2 separate regions of the Homo sapiens genome follow, and region 1 is linked to region 2. Evidence: chromatin contacts called from ENCODE Hi-C or POLR2A ChIA-PET data. All regions are on one chromosome and are shown on one strand. The core of a region is the stretch at or near the end of the contact, and the rest is flanking DNA. Distances in the headings are between cores, read along the strand shown.

Evidence for each region. A loop is a pair of places that touch in the nucleus more often than their neighbours do. ChIA-PET counts read pairs that join two places held with the same protein, here RNA polymerase II (POLR2A). Pooled maps may share reads with other maps.
Region 1: POLR2A ChIA-PET joins it to region 2 with 14 read pairs in BJ. The contact joins the enhancer-like site here to the promoter of LINC01085 in region 2. A Hi-C loop is called at or near these places in 3 of 168 maps with a recorded cell type or tissue (B cell and CD14-positive monocyte), 23 of 37 single-sample maps with no recorded cell type and 6 of 50 pooled maps. POLR2A ChIA-PET finds 5 or more read pairs at or near these places in 4 of 52 experiments (BJ, GM12878, OCI-LY7 and 1 more).

What each region holds. Positions count from the first base shown.
Region 1 is chr4:14,168,293-14,170,992 of GRCh38, reverse strand. All of the region lies in intron 1 of LOC124900670 (a long non-coding RNA gene), which reads right to left. Among named protein-coding and RNA genes, the nearest start is that of LINC01085, 58 kb to the right of the region's middle. RefSeq lists an enhancer at 297-868. Within about 2 kb of position 1,317, at least 4 of the 41 ENCODE cell types and tissues checked have a DNase peak (open chromatin) inside an H3K27ac peak, as active enhancers do; they include CD14-positive monocyte, where a contact is called at or near this core.
Region 2 is chr4:14,110,626-14,113,325 of GRCh38, reverse strand. It overlaps LINC01085 (long intergenic non-protein coding RNA 1085), which reads right to left and starts at 1,358. Exons shown (of 3, transcript NR_033931.1): 1 at 1,149-1,358.

The DNA of each region.
Region 1 (2,700 bases), core at 68-2,567, 58 kb before region 2:
TTAGACTGTGCCCCAAAAAATTTGTCATCCCTACTATCTTCTGTCCAGTCATACTCCTATTCACCGTTCTCAACTACTCATACATGCCCTGCTCTTGTTTACACTGCCGGTTTACACTGTTTCTCCAAGCCATCACAGCTGATATCTCCTGGTGCTATCCCCAAACTGCCACTCTAAACTCTTGAAGTAAATAATCTTTGCTGGCAGGACTACGCTGAATCTCCTTAGGCACTCTCTAATCAGATGTCCTGGGTCCTCCAATTCTTAGACCTTTTATACCTGTTTTTCTCCTTCTCTTATTCCATTTTTTAGTTTTTCAATTCATACAAAACCGTATCCAGGCCATCACCAATAATTCTACACGGCAAATGTTTCTTCTAACAATCCCACAATATCACCCCTCACCACAAAATCTTCCTTCAGCTTAATCTCTCCCACTCTAGGTTCCCACGCCACCCCTAACCCCGCTCAAAGCAGCCCTGAGAAACATCGCCCATTCTCTCTCTCCATACCATCCCCCCAAAATTTTCGCCACCCCCCACACTTCAACACTATTTTGTTTTATTTTTCTTATTAATATAAGAAGGCAGGAATGTCAGGCCTCTGAGCCCAAGCCAAGCCATCGCATCCCCTGTGACTTGCACGTATATGCCCAGATGGCCTGAAGTAACTGAAGAATCACAAAAGAAGTGAAATTGCCCTGCCCCGCCTTAACTGATGACATTCCACCACAAAAGAAGTGTAAATGGCCGGTCCTTGCCTTAAGTGATGACATTACCTTGTCAAAGTCTTTTTCCTGGCTCATCCTGACTCAAAAAGCTCCCCCACTGAGCACCTTGTGACCCCCTACTCCTGCCCACCAGAGAACAAACCCCTTTTGACTGTAATTTTCCTTTACCTGCCCAAATCTTATAAAACGGCCCCACCCCTATCTCCCTTCGCTGACTGTCTTTTCGGATTCAGCCCACCTGCACCCAGGTGAAATAAACAGCTTTATTGCTCACACAAAGCCTGTTTGGTGGTCTCTTCACATGGACGCCCCTGAAACATTTATCTCATCATTTGTTACCGAGCAACAATTCAAAACAACAATGCAGTGTCTGAAAGGAATAATTCATGGGGCTTTAAAACAATGAGAGAAGAAAAAAGGAGAATACAGTACATAGAATACAAGATGTATTGTTCTGAGGCAAGTCTTGGATATCATCTATTTCTACATTAGGTGTGTCTCAAGAGTCCAAAGCTTCTTGCTAATCTGATGACTCCCCACAACATCCTGGTATTATCATTCCATTTTTTTGAAACCTGAGCAAACTGAACCACAGAAAAATTGAGTGAATTGAGAAGGTCACGTGGAAGTCAAGCCCAGAATAGAACTGATGTCTGCTGGTTTCCCATCCAGTCATGACCCTTCCCAATACACATTATTTGAAGCAGTCTGGTCAGCAGTGGCTAACGGCTTTAATATTTTTGAACCATTAATTTTTTTTTTCTGAGTAACATTCCTGGCAAGCTTGCTTATTTTCCAGGGTGAGAGATATGTCTGAAAATAAAGTTAATGGACAATGTTGATTGTCACCCTAAAAAAAATAGCCTTAAAGCAGTGAATGGATTTTAACTTAAAATGTGGATTTTTAGGTTGCATTTAAATTTATATAAATGTCATACTAATATCGTGCATCTTGAAAAATAGAAAGGTTGAATGAAAAATATTGAATATCAAGGTAAGAGTTTTTGAAAAGGTTACAAAACCTGGATTCAGAATAACAGCAAGGCCTTTGGCAATGAGCTTGAATTCTTGCCAGGAAATGTAGTTCATCTTGGCATCCTGCCCTGACCTCACAATCCTGGGCATTGGCTTATATCTCGTGCTTCAGCCAACTCATTTCCTCCAGCCGAATCGATGACTTTCTAATAGCTGAGCATCCTGCTCTGAATCACTTGCAAACCACTAAGATACACTTTCTCTGTTTATTTTCTGACTTGAGACAGAGAACAGCAAGGTCAGTTGATTCTTTCAATGATTGCTCTTAAAATAAAAACTTTCACTGCAGTCGTTTGAACTTTTGAAAACCAATGTCCAATAATACAGCCATTTCAGCAAATTCAGTTGCTCATGATTTCATAGTTTTTCTATAGCTTTATCATCTCTATCTCTATGTATATCAATACATATATTAATGCATCAGTAATTAGTTAATGGGTATGTACTTTTATGTCTGTCAACCATAGTGCCTTATGCCACATAAATACTCAATGGATGCTAAAAAAAAAAAATGCATATAAAGGTAATAAATTGTTCTTTTGCAATTAGAGAGTTATTTTCATGCCAGCTGGAATGTTCATATTAAAATCAGAATAATCATGTATTTATCATTTGATGGGAAGAAGAAAAGTTTCACTAATTGGAAAGGAGCTTGTCTGAAAGCTGTGGAAGACAACATTGAATGGGCTTGTTAGGCACAGAACATAATCTTGATGTTGTAAGAGAATACGAGCAAAAGAATGGAGAGAAAACAAGTCACCATGTGAAAGTTTTAGTGTAAAATTGCAGTAGGAAATAAATTCACTGCTCACAATCTTCTTGATAGCCAACATTTTCATAAGCTTTTCCACCGTCATCGTCAACGTCATCACCATCTTACGACTATAGGTCAAAGAAAACTAGCCAAACTGGCAATCAACAAGTCAGGAAATTGG
Region 2 (2,700 bases), core at 109-2,608:
GCAAGCCACAGTACCATTGTGGGAGCAGAAACTGTAACCCTCTGAGCATACTGTTGGGTGTCCAGCACTGCATCAGAGTGAGCTACTATTCCTTTACAGAAAAGAAAAGACACTCAAACCGCCCCCCCACCACCTTTATTTATTTATTTATTTATTTTACAATGAATGAGTGGTCTCTTGGAAACTCTCCCATGTCTACTTCAAATGTGCTGTTTGAAATGTTGAATATAAATCATTGTACTATAAAGACATACACACATATGTTTATTGCAGTGCTATTTACAATAGCAAAGACAGGGAACCAACCCAAATGCCCATTAATGATAGACTGGATAAGGAAAATGTGGCACATATATACCATAGAATACTATGCAGCCATAAAAAGGAATGAGATCATGTCCTTTGCAGGGACATGGATGAAACTGGAAGCCATCATCCTCAGCAAACTAACACAGGAACAGAAAACCAAATGCCACATGTTCTCACTCATCAATGGGAGTTGAACAATGAGAACACATGGACACAGGGAGAGAAACAACACACACTGGGGCCTGTTGGGGGTGGGGGTTGAGGGGAGGGAACCTAGAGGATGGATCAGTAGGTGCAGCAAACCACCATGGCACACGTATACCTATGTAACAAAGCTCCACGTTCTGCATATGTATCCCGGAACTTCAAGTTAAAAAAAAAAAAAGAAAGAAAGAAAATGAAAAAAGAAATACTGAAGGCATGGGAAGACCATTACATATAGTTGCTACAGACTCAATTTCTGTTGACAGAAAAAAGAGACTTAGACAAAGGGCACTGGGCCAAACCTGAGGTAGAAAGAAAAGAGGTTTTCTGCCATCAGTGGGCATCATCATTTCACACTAAGGCCACCCCTCCACGATGAGTCTTGGAAAAAGTTTTTGTTTTATCTGACTGAGTTCTTTTTTTGTTTTCTACATAGGAAGAATCCCAGACAAACATGAAAATTCATTCCTTTCCTTGTTGCCTCCAGTGAAAAGAGATGGAGATGAGGGAGAAATTTACTGTTTACTCTTTTTTTTTTTTTAAGGTTTTTCCTATTTTCTTACTCCCCCCTGAGCAAAATACTCTGCAAATGGTCTCCAGGCTCTCAACAACAATACTCTGTTTCCATTTCTTACCGCATTTCCTTTCTTTCCCAGGACTCTTCTGACAGTGCCAAGTTGCACGCTGGGTTGTCATAGAATGTTCTGAAGTCGTGTAAAAGGAACTGGCACAAAGGAAAAAAAAAAAGAGTTTTTCTCCTACTCTGCTTAAATTAGTCGTTGCCTCCAGCAGCGATATCCATTTCCTTTCACTTTCCTGGTCTGGCTTCTTCTTCTTTTTCTTCTTCTTTTTTTTTTTTTTTTTTCCTGCAGATATTCTGATTTGAGCTCAGCACACACATTCACCCCAGAAGTTCCCAGGATGCCAATAAAGATCCTTGCCAGCAGATCTTATCATGTTCCTCTTGAAACGGTTTTGTCATTCTTTGGATGACTGTAGAACATCTAGTCTCATACATGCCTGTTTTTTTATTGGGTTTCTGCACAGTCACAACCCAATAATGCACAATGGTAAGATGCCCCAACTGACACAAAACTAAAGAGTCAAAATGCTCTCCGTTGTCAATTGCTGCTTAGCTCAGAGGCTGTTCCAAGATTTGCCTTGAGTTCAAAGAATTGACCCGAGGTGCATTTATCTTTGAAAATACATATTCTGTACAGCGCTTCTTCCTTTTGCCTGGGAAAGTCCTGGTTTGTGCCTATCACCCAGGAGTAATCATTTATAGCACCCATTTCATTCTCACAAGTGTCTCAGTTTGCACAGCAAGTTCCATAGTCAGCAAGGATACAGTATACATTGGAGACACAAAGATACAAAAGACAGTATCCTTGCCTTAGAAGAGCTCAGTCTTTTTAGAAAGACAGGTAAGTAGATGATTATAATATAAGAGCTAAGATAAAGATATGAATAGAGTTATATGACTTTGTCCCACTGTCTCTATGTCCCTTCTGTCCAGCACACTGTCCAGAACACAGAGGCGTTTGGTAATTTTATTGTTGCTGCTTTTGTTTTAACCAATCACAGTGTTCTTTCTATAGACAGAATTTTCCCAATAATGGGCCATTCTCCCTTTCTTCTGCTCCATCTTTTCTTGCTCCATTATTTTCTTCCATAACTCTTGAGTCTCCTGGACATATAACCTCAAAAAAAAAAAATAATCAAGAGCATGGACGAAAATCACAAGGGTAACAAACTGACATGCTAGCTCTGAGTCCCTCCTCAATCTTTGCATAAAAATCACAGGAGGTGCTGTTGCTGCCTCTTTCCACATGTTCTGTAGCCCTGAGTGCCAAGATACATCTGCCCCTGATGGCCCCAATTTGTAGTTTTTCCAGCTGTTTCTGCTTCTGCTGCCTTGGCTACTGGTAATATAGGCAGGTCTCGCTAATAGTACTTAAGATCAATACTGATGTTTTATCCAAATATGGTCAAGTTAATGCTAGGATTGAACTAATGGCTCCTGCTACCCCCAGGGAGGGCATGATCAGTGCCAAAATCACGGGCTATGGCCTCAGACTTCTGTGGCCATGCATAGGGCCCTTCTTGAGATGAGGGCAAGTGCTTCTCCACCCCAGTTATAACTCTTCTTATTCTCTGAAAAGGATGACTTCACTTATCATTTACTCA